Linked DNA regions of Homo sapiens: regions 1 and 2 are each linked to region 3. Evidence: chromatin loops called from intact Hi-C (ENCODE). Cell type or tissue: endothelial cell of umbilical vein. All regions are shown on one strand.

Region 1 (5,000 bases), 160 kb after region 3:
AAGAGTGAAACTCAGTCGGGGAAGGGAAGGGAAGGGAAGGGAAGGGAAGGGAAGGGAAGAAGGGAAGGGAAGGGAAGTGAAGGGGAGGGGAGGTGAGGGGAGGGGAGGGAGAGGGGAGAGAAAGAAAGAAAAGAAAGAGCCAAATTTCAGCTAGATATAAAAAAGTAAAGATACGTTTTTTTCCCCTATCCTATCCAAGATCATAGACCCTTTTCCAGGTTAAGAACCTCTTGTTTAAGGAGACATCAAGAATTAAAACTCTGTTATTGCCCTGGGAATGGCAAAAAGAGTACAGACCCTTTTCTACAAGTCATGCAAATCATCTTGTACAGCAAGAGTTAGAGTTTCCATAATGCCAGGAAAATCCGAGTATCTTCAAGCTCTGCTTACTCTACAAAGCCTTCTTCGACATTTTTAAGGACACAGTGATAGCCTACACCCTTGTTATTTTCTCTCTCAATTTGACATTTTATCATACGATTTGACATGTTATTACACAATGTCTCAATTTGACATGTTATTACACATCGTCTCAATTTGACATTTTATCTTGGGACATTAGGTATCTTTTTATGTGTATGTTTCTTACTGCTCTAGGGAGATTGGAAACTGTAAGCAGAAGTGATATACGTCTTTGTACTTTTGTGGAGTTTTGAGGGCATTTTAGAGTAATAATTAGTGAATATTTATGAAGGAATTGACTAATCAATTAATGATCCCCGCTGGACTTACACATGTATTTTGAGGAAAATGTCAAATTTCAAAATGTGCTTAGCCAGCTGAATCATTTTGAAATAGTCTTCAGAACGTGATATAAGAAGAGAGTCAGAGGTGTTTTGGTTTTTACTCTTTCACTAACCAGCTGTGTGATCCCGAGTAAATAACTGCATCTCTCCTGGGTCTCAGGTCCATCCTTTGTAAAATGGAAGGACTGGAAAATATCATCTTTGAGGTCCCTTCCTTCTTTAAGAGTTTGTGAATCAAAGAGTTTAGATCACCTTCATCAACACTACTAAAGCTTTTTACACTTCATTAGGACTGAATTCAAGTTTCTAGGATTATTCATCTTCCCTGAGATGGTTAATACTGAGTGTCAATTTGATTGGATTGGTGTTGGTCTTGGGGGTGTCTGTGAGGGCATTGCCAAAGGAGATTAACATTTGAGATTTGAGTTAGTGGGCTGGAAAAGGCAAACCCACCCTTAATTTGGTGGGCACCATCTAATCTGTTGCCAGTGAATATAAAGCAGAAAGGGAAAAGGAGAGACTGGCCTAGCCTCCCAGCTTACATCTTTCTCCTGTGCTGGATGCTTCCTGCCCTCAAACATGGGACTCCAGGTTCTTCAGTTTTGAGACTCGGACTGGCTCTCCTTGCTCCTCAAGCTTGCAGATGGCCTATTGTGGAACCTTGTGATCAAGTGAGTTAATACTTAATAAACTCCCCTTTATATCTATCTATCTATCCTATTAGTTCTGTCCCTCTAGAGAACCCTGACTAATACATTCCCCAAGTAGTATAAGAATTTAAATGCCTAAACACTAAGACTTTCCTGAGAAGGTAAATTGTGACTGTATTAAACACACCTCGAATAATATGTGCTCCTTCTTCTCAAAAGACTCATTTGGAGGTTCACTCCAGACCCTGTTTGCCTGGGTATCACCAGTGGAGGCTGCAGAACAGCAAATATTGCTGCCTGATCCTTCCTCTGGAGGCTTCGTCCCAGAGGGGCACCTGCCTGTTTGAGGTGTCTGTTGGCCCCTACTGGGAGGTGTTTCCCAGTCAGGCTACACGGGGGTCAGGGACCCACTTGAGGAGGCAGTCTGTCATTCTCGGAGCTCGAACGTCATGTTGAGAGAACCACTGCTCTCTTCAGAGCTGTCGGACAGGGACATTTAAGTCTGCAGAAGCTGTCTGCTGCCTTTTTTTCTACTATGCTCTGCCCCCAGAGGTGGAATCTATAAAGGCAGTAGGCCTTGCTGAGCTGTGGTGGGCTCTGTTCAGTTCATGCTTCCTGGCGTCTTTGTTTACACTGTGAGCTACTCAAGCCTCAGCAATGGCAGACACTCCTCCCCCTGTCAAGCTGCAGCATTGCAGGTTGATCTCAGACTGCTGCGCTAGCAGTGAGCAAGGCTCCGTGGGCATGGGATCTGCCAAGCCAGGCACGAGAGGGCATCTCTTATTCTGCCAGTTGCTAAGACTGTGGGAAAAGTGCAGTATTTGATCAGGAGTGTACCATTTCTCCAGGTACAGTCTGTCACGGCTTCCCTTGGCTAGGAAAGGGAAATCCCCCAGCCCCTTGCACTTCCTGGGTAAGGCGATGCCCTGCCCTACTTCAGCTTGCCCTCCATCTCACTAAGAGCTGCAGACTGGAGCTGTTCCTATTTGGCCATCTTGGAAGTGACTCCTTTTTTTGAGATGGAGTCTTGCTTTGTCACCCAGGCTAGAGTGCAGTGGCCTGATCTCGCCTCACTGCAATCTCCACCTCCTGGGGTTCAAGCAATTCTCTTGCCTCAGCCTCCCAAGTAGCTGGGACTACAGGTGCCCACCACCATGCCCGGCCAATTTTTGTATTTTTAGTAGAGACGTGGTTTTGCCATGTTGGCCAGGCTGGTCTCTAACTCCGGATCCCGGGTGATCTGCCTGCCTTGGCCTCCCAAAGTGCTGGGATTATAGGCATGAGCCACCATGCCCAGTACACATTGATTTTATATCCTGAGACTTTCCTGAAGTTGCTGATCAGCTTAAGAAGCTTTTGGGCTTTTCTGCATCTGTTGCAGTAATCATGTGGTTTTTGTCATTGGTTCTTTTTATGTGATGGATTACGTTTGTTGATTTGCATATGTAGAACCAGCCTTGAATCCGAGGGATGAAGCCAACTTGATTGTCATGGATAACGTTTTGATGTGCTGCTGGATTTAGTTTGCCAGTATTTTACTGAGGATTTTTGCATCAATGTACTTCTGGGATATTGGCCTAAAATTATCTTTTTTTGTTGTGTCTCTCCCAGGCTTTGGCATCAGGATGATGCTAGCCTCATAAAAGGCCTTTGACAAAATTCAACAGCCCTTCATGCTAAAAATGCTCAATAAACTAGGTATTGATGGAATGTATCTCAAAATAATAAGAGCTATTTATGACAAACCCACAGCCAATATCATACTGAATGGGCAAAAACTGAAAGCATTATTCCCTTTGAAAATAGGCACAAGACGAGGATGAAGGATGCCCTCTCCCACCACTCCTATTCAACATAGTGTCAGAAGTTCTGGCTAGGGCAATCAGGCAACAGAAAGAAATAAAGGTATTCAATTAGGAAAAGAAGAAGTCAAATTGTCTCTGTTTGCAGATGACATGATTGTATATTTGGAAAACCCCATCGTCTCAGCCCCAAATCTCCTTAAGCTGATAAGCAACTTCAGCAAAGTCTCAGGATACAAAATCAACGTGCAAAAATCACAAGCATTCCTATACACCAATAATAGACAAACAGAGAGCCAAATCATGAGTGGGTGCCCATTCACAATTACTGCAAAGAGAATAAAATACCTAGGAATACAACTTACAAGGGATGTGAAGGACCTCTTCAAGGAGAACTACAAACCAGTGCTCAACAAAATAAAAGAGGACACAAACAAATGGAAGAGCATTTCATGCTCATGGATAGGAAGAATCAATATCATGAAAAGGGCCATACTGCCCAAGGTAACTTATACATTCAATGCTATCCCCATCAAGCTACCACTGACTTCCTTCACAGAATTGGAAAAAACTACTTTAAAGTTCATATGGAACCAAAAAAGAGCACGCATAGCCAAGACAATTCTAAGCAAAAAGAACAAAGCTGGAGGCATCACACTACCTGACTTCAAACTATACTACAAGTGTACAGTAACCAAAACAGCATGGTGCCAGTACCAAAACAGATATATAGACCAATGGAACAGAACAGAGGCCTCAGAAATAACACCACACATCTACAACCATCTGATCTTTGACAAACCTGACAAAAACAAACAATGGGTAAAGGATTCCCTATTTGATAAATGGTGCTGGGAAAACTGGCTAGCCATATGTAGAAAGCTAAAACTGGATCCCTTCCGTATACAAAAATTAACTCAAGATGGATTAAAGACTTAAATGTAAGACCTAACACCATAAAAACCCTAGAAGAAAACCTAGGCAATACCATTCAGGACATAGGTATGGGCAAAGACTACAAGACTAAAACACCAAAGCAATGGCAACAAAAGCCAAAATAGACAAATGGAATCTAATTAAACTAAAGAGCTTCTGCACAGCCAAAGAAACTATCATCAGAGTGAACAGGCAACTTACAGAATGGGAGAAAATCTTTGCAATCTACTCATCTGACAAAGGGCTAATATCCAGAATCTACAAAGAACTCAAACAAATTTATAAGAAAAAAACAAATAACCCCATCAAAAAGTGGGAAAAGTATATAAACAGACACTTCTCAAAAGAAGACATTTATTCAACCAATAGACATATGAAAAAATGCTCATCATCACTGGTCATCAGAGAAATGCCAATCAAAACCACAACGAGATAACATCTCATGCCATTTAGAATAGCGATCATTTAAAAAGTCAGGAAACAACAGATGCTGGAGAGGATGTGGAGAAAAAGGAATGCTTTTACACTGTGGTGGGGGTGTAAATTAGTTCAACCATTGTGGAAGACAGTGTGGCAATTCCTCAAGGATCTAGAACTAGAGATACCATTTGACCCAGCAATCCCATTACTGGGTATATACTCAAAGGATTATAAATCATGCTACTATAAAGACACATGCACACGTATGTTTATTGTGGCACTATTCACAATAGCAAAGACTTGATCAACCCAAATGTCCATCAATGATAGACTAGATTAAGAAAATGTGGCACATATACACCATGGAATACTATGCAGCCATAAAAAAGGTTGAATTCATGTCCTTTGCAGAGACATGGATAAAGCTAGAAAGCATCCATTCTAAG
Region 2 (5,000 bases), 180 kb after region 3:
TTATAGTTTTTCTGTTATTAATATATACACAATGGAATATTATAGTTAGTTATTAATAACTAACTTCTTTAGTTAGATCGGTTCCCAGGTATTTTTTTTTGTATTTGTATTTTTTGTATTACATTTTTTGTATTACATTCAACAGAATTTTATATAGTTTTTCTTAGTTATTAATATATACACATAGTGTATATATACAATGGAATATTATAGTTAGTTATTAATAACTAACTGCTTTAGTTAGATCGATTCCCAGGTATTTTATATTTTTTTGTATTACATTTTTTGTATTATGTTCATCAGAATTTTATATAGTTTTTCTTAGTTATTAATATATACACATAGTGTATATACACAACGGAATATTATAGTTAGTTATTAATAACTAACTTCTTTAGTTAGATCGGTTCCCAGGTATTTTATATTTTTTTGTAGCTATGGTAAATGGGATTGCTTTCTTAATTTGATTTTCAGATTATTTGCTGTTGGTGTATATAAATGCTACTGATTTTTGTATGTTGATTCTGTATCCTGTAACTTCACTAAATTTATCAGTTCTAACGGTTTTTTGGTGGAGTCTTTAGGTTTTTATAGGCATAAGATGTCTTTAGGTTTTTATAGGCATAAGATCATGTCATCTGTGAGCAAGGCTAATTTGACTTCTTCCTTTTCAATTTGGATGAACTTTATTTCTTTCTTTTGCCTAATTGCTCTATTCTCTATACTATAAAATTGCTCTATACTAAAAAATTATATACATAGTATTAATTCTACCAGTGGATTTTACACCTTGAAATGTTTTCTTCTGCACATTAGTGTTTTCTTTCAGACTGAAGAACTCCCCTTAGCTTTTCTTGCAGGATGGGTCAGCTTTTGTGTCTGGGAAAGACTATATCTTTCCTTCATATTTGAATGACAATTTTGCTGGACACAATATTCCTAGATGACAGTTTTTTTTTAAAATGTTCCAATACCTACTGGCCTGTTGAGAAGGCTGTTGCCAGACGATTTGGAGCTCTGTTATATGCTATTTGCTTCTTATCTCTTGGTGTTTTAAGGACTTTCTCTTTGTCCTTGGCCTTTAGCATCTGATTACTACATGCCTTCAGGTAGTCTTATTTGGGGGTTGAATCTGTTCGGTGTTAAAAGACCTTCCTGTACCTGGATATTTATATCTTTCTCAAGTTTTGGGAAGTTTTCTGTTATTATTTCTTTGAATAAGCTTTCTACCTCTCGCTCAGCTCCCTCTTGAACATCAATGGCTCTTAGATTTGGTCTTCTGAGGTAGATTTCTATATCTTGTAGCCAGTCCTTTTCATTCTCTTTTTTTCCTTCTTCTGACTGTGTATTTTCAAATAGCTGGTCTTTGAGCTCACTGATTTTTTTCTTCTGCTTACTTCATTCTGTTGTTGAGAGCCTCAAAAGAGTTCTCCAGTTCAGCAAATGTATTTCTCAGTTCCAAGATTTGATTTTTTTTGAAAAATTATTCCAATATCTGTCAAATGTCTTTATTGCTTTTCTGTATTATCTTAGAGGTCAATGAGTTTTCTTAAAATTGTTATTCTGAAGTCTTGGTCAGAGAGCTCACAAACTGCTGTCTTGTTAGGGTCAGTTTTGGGATTTTTTTTTTTTTTTTTTTTTTTGATGGAAGTCTCACTGTCACCCAGGCTGGAGAGTGCAGTGGGGAGATCTCGGCTCACTGCACTCTCCGCCTCCCAGGTTCAAGCGATTCTCCTGCCTCAGCCTCCCAAGTAGCTGGGATTATAGGCATGCACCACCATGCCTGGCTAATTTTTTTTGTATTTTCAGTAGAGACAGGGTTTCGCCAGGCTGGCCAGGCTGCTCTTGAACTCCTGACCTCAGGTAATCTGCCCACCTCAGCCTCCTAAAGTGCTGGGATTACAGGCTTGAGCCACAGTGCCCGGCCAGGATTTTTGCTTTGTCCTTTTGAGAAGGTCATGATTCCCTGTTTGCTGTTGTTTCTTGTGGGTCTTTCCTATGTCTTTGCACTGGAAGAATTAGTTATTTATTCCAGTTTTCTCTGTCCAGCTTGTTTTGGTTTTTATTGCATATATTTGCTCAACAAATCTTCACTGCTAGGTCGCTACCTCCTTTTCAGCTCTAGGTGGCGCCATAAGCCCAGGTTTGCCTCAGCTCTAGTAAATGTTTGGAGCGCTGAATGTCCCAAATGGATTACACTGGCAGTGTGGGAAGGCAGGCTAGGTAGGGGTTTGTGCCTACAGGACCTGGGAAATGTACCTCCTACAGCATGGTACTGCTGAACAGCCATTCTGATTTGGTGTCTCCTTTGGCCAAGTTGCACAGTGAAGTTTCTGGGGCTGGGAATAATAGTCTCTGCTGGTCTTCAGTGATATTTTCCCTGCAGGCAGTCATGATGCTACCTGTGGGTTAAGGCAAGGACAGATCTCCTGCCAGGGAACCCAAGGAGGTGGGGAAGATGGTTGACCACTTCAATTTTACTTCTTTCAGTGTAGAAATTATGAGGTGGGGGAGATTTTCTGTGTGGGCATAAGGGTAGGGCAGAAGCATCATGAAAGTGGAAGTCTGATTCTCCTACTGGAGTTTTTCCACTTCTCTGTGGCCCCAGGAACTATTTCATCCTCATACTTGGGCTCTGGGTTGTTGCTGGTGTCAATCTCAGTGCTGTATATTTGTTTTTCGTTTTCTGTTGGTGGGGAATGAAGCCAGTATGCTTCTACACTGCCATTTTGGAACTGGAAGTCCCTAGTTTTGGAGTTCAAATTTAGGCATCAGAACCATTTTGAGTTAAATTTTGAGATGAGTGGAAGGTCTGTGTCTAGATTCACTTTTTTTGCTGTATGTGGCTGTCCTGTTACGCCAGCACCATTTATTGAAACGAGTATCTTTTTTCAATGGTGTTCCCTTTGCTCCTTTTGTCAAAGATCATATGACTTTTTCTGTATGGGTCTATTTTTGGACTCTGTCTCACTGATCTATTTGTCTGTTCTTCTGCCAGTACCATACTATCTAGATTACTGCAGATTTGTATTATGTTTTTAAGTCAGGTGGTGCCAGTCCTCCAACTTTGTTCTTCTCCTTCAGTACTACGTTGATTATTCTGGGTCTTCTGCCACTCCATATAAACTTTAGATAGTTGGAGTTCATATGCACCAAATAACTTGCTGGGATTTTGATGGGAACTGTCCATAATCTATAGACCAAGCTGGGAAGAACTAACATCTTGAGAATACAGTCTTCTTATGCATGATCACGAAATCTCCATTTATGTAATTCTTTGACTCTTTCATGAGCATTCTGTAGTTCTCCTCATATAGATCTTGTAATGTATTTTGTTACATTTATACCTGAATATTTTTGGTGGAATGCTAATGTAAATGGTATTTTGTTTTTGATTATTGTATTTATGTAAATACAAACACAATGGCAAGTGTATTTAAATTTCAAATCCCACTTGTTTTGTGCTGCTATGTGGAAAGCAATTAATTTTTGCATATTAATCATGTATACTGCAATCCAGTTACAATTGCTTATCAGTTCTAAGTGTATTTTTTGATTGATTCTTCCAGATTTTCTACAGACCATCATGTCATCTATGAACAAAGACAGTGTTATTTTTTCTTTTCCTATCTTTATAGCTTTTATTTCTTTTTCCTTTCTTACTGCACTAGCTAGGATTTTCAGTATGATGTTAAAATGTCAGTGTTGATATTTATATTTCATTCTGAGTGAAGTACTCTATGTTTTGTCATAAGCCTTTTACCTTTTGAAGGAGAATGTTCTTTGTGTCTAAGTCAAATGAAATCCTTTTCTTTTATATTCCATAATTCTATTACTGTTCAAAATCATGGCATATTTTTGTTTGCTTCCAAACTGAGATTTCTTGTATAATATCAAAATTAGATGTTTTAGTTCACTTTTTTTTCTTACTGGCAGGATTCTAGGGCATCTTATCTATGTCTTTCATATTCTGAAGCTCCTATTCTATATATTAAATGAAATCCATGTTATTTTTCTTAAAGGAGGGGAGTTCTCCAATTTCCTATTCTAATTTTGGAGCAATTGCTTTCCAAGCAGGTGGGAAAGCTATCATAGAATCTTTCTTCTTTGGAGTATCTAAAGAAGTATATTTCACCCTTTCTTATATTTCATATTTCTATTTTGCTTGATTACCACCCTTATCTTGATGGAGTACATCCTGAGTTAAGTTCCTTAAAAAAGGTATGTGCTAGGCAAAATGTGAGAGTTCTTACATATTTAAAAATTATTTTGCCCTAACACCTGCCTGACAGTTTAGATAAAGAATTCTAGGGTTCTGGTTCTAGATGGTAGACTAAGCATATATAATTAACTATTCTTCCTTCTGAAACCATAATGAAATGATAAAGTAACACAGAAGGAAATAAATCCACAAAATTAAAAAGGAGAAGAGAAAGAATGAAAAAAGTGAAAAGAGAAAATTGACAAGAGATTTAAAGAGCATCTCCCTAAAACTGTGTAACAAACTGCCCAGGCAGTGCTAGAACTCTTAAGGTAGGTATGATATCCAGCTCACCCCTAAAAGGCTCTCCTCATTCCATGGTTGAGAGGCAGGAAGGCTTATTGGCCAGTTCCCACTCATACAGGGAGAACAGAAAATTCAAGCTGAAAAACACACTGGCAGACATTAACAGAGGAAACTAAATAACAGCTATTAAAAATAAATGGCTGGGCACGGTGGCTCATGCCTGTAATCCCAGCAGTATGGGAGGCTGAGGCAGGCGGATTATGAGGTCAAGAGATCGAGACCATCCCTGGCCAACATGGTGAAATCCCATCTCTACTAAAAATATAAAAATTTGCTGGGTGTGGTGGCGCACACCTGTAGTCCCAGCTACTGGGGAGGTTGAGGTAGGAGAATAGCTTGAACCCGGGAGGCAGAGGTTGCAGTGAGCTGAGATTGCGCCACTGCACTCCACACTGTCTCAAAAACAAAACAAAACAAAAAAGGTCTTCACTTC
Region 3 (5,000 bases):
CAAAGACACGTTTATCAAACACCAAATATATATGAAAACCCATTTTTCTTATTTCAGAATGTATAGTGACTCAATTAAAAAAATTGTTTGAACTGTAACAGCATTATATATAAAAAGAAGTACAAAGTCTCACAGTATGCTGTAGGTAGGAAATGAAATAATAGAAAAAATAGAAACCTATGGAAAATAAAATTGAGATTGTTATTGTGAAGAAGAAAATGAAAAAATCCATGTGTTGTATTTGTAAGAAAAAGAAGAAAATAAAATGTTAAATTTTTTAAATTGAAAACTACAAAATGTTTACCAATAGGATACTGGTTAAATAAATTACAGCCTAACTGTCCATCAACAGAAGATCTGCTAAATAAATGACTGAACAGCCACATAATGAAATATTATGCATTGTTTTTTCAAAACAAAAAAAACATGTAGTTCTCTAATGTTGCAAATCTGGCAACAATAAAAATAAGTACGGTATAGAACGGTATGTAAAGTATACTACTTTTCGTGTAAAAAAGAAGGAAAATAAGAATCTATAGTTTAATTTTCTTTCATGTGCACAAAGAAATCTGGAAAAAAGCGGAGAAAACTAATAGTGATTTCCTATTTGCTGTTGGTTATTGGGTTGGTTCCATGCAGATGAGCAGCAAGGATGGGTGGAAGACTTTCATAATGCGTCTTTTCATACTTGCTGGTTTTGATCAAACATTCAAACAATTTTTAAAATAATCTATTTAAAAATATAGCAGAAAATACATGGATCTAATATGAAATACAGATACCTGTTGCCACCAAAATCTATTTCCATTTGTGCGATACTTTTCTTATTTAAGACATTGATAGTCTATTAGGCTCAGTTCTTATCCTTTATTCAAATGTACTTCTCTTCCTATGCATAAGGACAACACCTCACTTACATATCTACTCATATATTTCTAATGAATACCATCTGTGTTTCAGTATGATCTGTGGATTCAGTTAACTAGTCTTTTCCAGATTCCCAGAAGTTAAAGAATTTTTTTAAAAAAGAAAAGTTACAAGCTCACTTACCCATTCTGCCACCTTGCTCTGTACTTTTACCTCAGGGTGACGAAGGATGTTCTGAATCACTACGGATATTCTATAGATAATTCCATCTGCCCATTGGAAATAGGATTAGTCCATTAATTATATGTTTATAGTTATATAATTATCAAACAATTTAAAGTTATGATCATGTAAGTCTTACATAATCATATAGTTTTATTCATAATCACATAATTTACAATATAAGTTAAAAGAAACACCTTCTACATAGGCAAAAAAAGTTCTGAAATATTTTGATGTTAAGCTTATTGACCTTCCAACTTCTTAGAAATAGTTATCAATTAGCTTACTCTTATTACTTGCATATGTTTCTTCATATTTTTAATTCTATAGATTTCTTATATCTACTGTCTGTAATGTGTTAACTGTTTTCATGTACAATTTGACTTCTTATAACAGGCATTATGCTTTCTGTGCATTATAAAGAATGATAAAGAGTTTGGGATGTGAAAACTTGAATGAGATCATATGGAGGAATTAACTTGAAAAAGCAGAACAGGCATACACATACTTACTACCCTAATTCCTCTCCTTTTCCTCTCTTTCCCCTGCTTAATAAAATACTTCTATTAAACTACTAGGCTGCATTTCACCAGACTTTTCATCAAAATTTCTTAAATATGCTCATTTATACCAAAATAGAGGGAAAAAAAGAAACAATATTTGCAGGTAGAATTTTCATTGGACTAAATCACTTGAAAAAGAAAATAAAAAGAAAACCTTATTGTAAAGAAGATTCTGCTCTTTGGGTGGGGGGAATCTTTAAAGTAAACTGATTTTTTAAAATGAAAAATCAAACTCACCAGCAAGGGTTTGCTAAATAGCTGTAAATGGGTGCTTTAGTCAAAGTAGCTAGTAAGAAAAATACCCTTTTAAATTATGGTAAGATACAGAGAGAAGAAAATTTTTTGAGTCTCCTTTGTTGATCATCTTTCTTCATGCTTATGTTTAGGTAAGTCTTAAGTAAAATAGGCACACAAAATATAGAAATACATAATTATAGCAATGTTGAAGAAAACAGTAAAAATTGTGGGGAGGCAGTAGAAAAAAAAATGTAAAAGTTTGCCTCTGGGAATTTCCAAATCCACCAAAATGCAAATTCCAGTCCCACTACCAAAGGAATGTCTTTCCAGTAAGAATCAGAGTCTTGTGCTAAACAATATAAATTGCTGCCCCTGGATGTAGTAATATAAATATATAAAACTGGCACAAGTCCAAGCACAGGTGAGTTTAATTTATGCAGACTATTTCAACTTCTAAAATTCTTCGGGTATTTTAATGATCTTGACTTTTATATTCCTTTAAAAAATGTTCTGAATGAAAAATATTTGGAGGAACATATAAAACAAATAATTCATATAAAGATAACTTTTACACTGTGGATCTCATCAAATAAAATCACAGATGTTCTGAATGATTGGGAGGAAATTCAGAATTGCAAGGGTCAAAGAGTTATTTCAGGATCCTGATAATATTCTGTGACTATACAGAAGCTTCCCTACTTACAGTTCAAGATCATTCAACTTTACGATGGTGGGAAAACAACAGGCATTCGGTGGAAACTGTACTTCTAGTACCCATATGACCATTTCACTTTTCACTTTAAGTTCAGCATTCAATAAAGTACATGAGATATTCAACACTTTATTATAAAATAGACTCTGTGTTAGATGATTTTGCCCAGCTGTAGGCTAAGGTAAGTGTTCTGAACGTGTTTAAGGTGGGTTCAGCAAGCTATGATGTTCAGCAAGTTGGGTGTATTAAATGTATTTTTGACTTTTGATATTTTCCAGTATTTTCAACTTAATAGTGGGTTTATAGGAATGCAAACCCTACCGTAAGTGGAGGAGCATCTGTATTATCAATGCTAGCAGAGTATCTGAAAAGCCACCACTAGATGGAAACCTAAAGCATGCTTTTGTTATAACAGTAGTATTTGTTCCCTCTAAGGAAAATATTGCAAAATTCTAAAAATCATTGACATTTCTGAATTTTTAAGAAAGCATCCAAATATTTAAGATGTTTTCTTTAAACATTGTTTCCTGCCCCAGTCCACTTGTTATACTTATTTAAAATTTTGGAATAGTGCAGTCAACAAGTAACCATGAGAAAAGTCCAAGAGTGAACTGTCAAAGCAACATAAAAAAATATGCCCACTGAAGGGCTGATGAGCAGGGTTTTGGACTACAGCAAAATAATTGGCTTCAACATTGCCATTGGAGGAAATGCATAATTAAGACACACTTATGCAGGATTTTCCATGTTACCATAGCAGTAAAGTTGTCCTCTCTTACAAATGTTAACAACACTCACGGTGTTTTAAAAGCTATTCACAAATCTTCATGTGTTCCAGAGACTTCAAAATATGTATGTACTATCCTAATAATGACATCTAGGCCCAAAGAATTTATTATAGACATTAATTGGGGAAAAATGATTTAAGAATATATCCATTTTCCATTTAGATACTTCTTTCAGCATGTAGAACTTCAAGCAGAAATCACTGTCTGCCATTACCAATGTATCAAAACAACATTATTTTTTGTAGGTCTCTCTCCAATTAATCTTTCCCTTTTTTATCTTCTTACACTTTTTTCAGAGTTTCTTGGAGAATACAGAAATGACACTGCTCTATCTATGCTATTTCAAGGACGTAAAATACAGGTTTGAAATGATAGGCCTATTTGAAAAAATAGACGTTAAAATATAAACCAAATGCTAATCTAGACACCTGGTTATTTCTTTGAACTAGTGATGAGGCAATTCTATTACGACAGTGGCATTTACAATATGACTGGCATCCTGCAGCTCCTACATACACAATTTCTTTAAGACATATGGCATAAAAAGCTAGAGTAATGGATCCATTCAAATGATCTTAGAAGGAATTTGTTATTTAAGCAGCTAAACGTATGTGAGAAACTGGAAGCAGTGTTACAATCTGTACTTACTTGTAAACTAGGTTTTTAGAACAATAATAGAGACTAATGGAGTTAATTCCTTACTTGGGTTGCTTGTGACAACCTCACAAAAGCTTACTATTCAGTAGCTAGTGATGTTTGAGCAGAGAAGATATGATTTGGAATGGAATAATAATTAGTCCAAGAGCTTTTCTTGGGAATGTAATGGAAAACATAAAAAAGATCATTATTTGTGGGAATCCCCAGATTACCCATATCCTGAAATATCTGTTTGTGAAAAGTAGCTTTAAAGACTTTCTTAGTGTACACAGCAGGTCCTTGAGTAACATCATTTCATTCAACAGAGCTTCATTACAAAGTTGATGAGGAGACGACTCAATGCCTGGCCAGGTCCCCTGTCTGCGTAGGGTCTGCATGTTCTCCCCTTGTCTTCATGGGGTTTCTCCAGGTCCTCCAGTGTCTTCCCACATCCCAAAGCTGTGTACCTTGGATTCACTGGCCTGTCTACATGGTCCCAGTGTGAGTGGGTGTGGGTGTGTGTGAGTGTGCCCTGCCATGGGATGGAGTCCTGGCCAGGGCTAGTTTCTGCCTGCTGCCCCGAGCTGCCCAGATGGCTCCAGCCACCCGCTACCCTGAACTGGATGGAATAAGCAGGTTGGAAAGTCAATGAATGAATGGCTACAAATTACTGTAAAACAAAAATTCATAAAGTATAAGATAATCATATAAATGCACGACAATAAGTGATACAGTATGAAAGCACTCGGCAAACCCCCATATTGGTGATTGTTTTGGAACTGCTTGGTGGCAGGAGGTGCTCCTCACAATTTTCATTGTGCAAAAATTTGTTTCTTGATTTAACCCACCACCGCCACTAAGACTGCAGTCACTCACTGGCTCACCCAAAATTGGGCAATCAATTATCTTACTTGTTTTCACTAATGTTTCTTAAATGTATGTACAGCTCATATTAACTGCAATGTTTAATATTAG

What was found. A loop is a pair of places that touch in the nucleus more often than their neighbours do. Peaks named below come from ENCODE experiments on the same cell type or tissue, not always from the same donor. Only the 100,000 strongest peaks of a DNase experiment are listed, where the experiment ranks them.
Region 1: it touches region 3 in a loop (12-fold over the local background); 18 of 110 quality-filtered maps call a loop at or near these places.
Region 2: it touches region 3 in a loop (6-fold over the local background); 7 of 110 quality-filtered maps call a loop at or near these places.

What each region holds. Positions count from the first base shown.
Region 1 is chr6:142,229,654-142,234,653 of GRCh38, reverse strand. No RefSeq gene overlaps it. Among named protein-coding and RNA genes, the nearest start is that of LINC02919, 28 kb to the left of the region's middle. In endothelial cell of umbilical vein, a CTCF peak has its summit at 1,997; a DNase peak (open chromatin) is centred at 2,003.
Region 2 is chr6:142,204,729-142,209,728 of GRCh38, reverse strand. The region is part of intron 7 of VTA1 (vesicle trafficking 1); the gene reads right to left. Among named protein-coding and RNA genes, the nearest start is that of LINC02919, 53 kb to the left of the region's middle. RefSeq lists a silencer at 1,983-2,277. In endothelial cell of umbilical vein, a CTCF peak has its summit at 2,123 (motif pointing right); a DNase peak (open chromatin) is centred at 2,148.
Region 3 is chr6:142,386,394-142,391,393 of GRCh38, reverse strand. It overlaps ADGRG6 (adhesion G protein-coupled receptor G6), which reads right to left. Exons shown (of 25, transcript NM_198569.3): 7 at 1,051-1,136. Among named protein-coding and RNA genes, the nearest start is that of ADGRG6, 87 kb to the right of the region's middle. In endothelial cell of umbilical vein, a CTCF peak has its summit at 2,974 (motif pointing right); a DNase peak (open chromatin) is centred at 2,973; H3K27ac peaks cover 226 bases.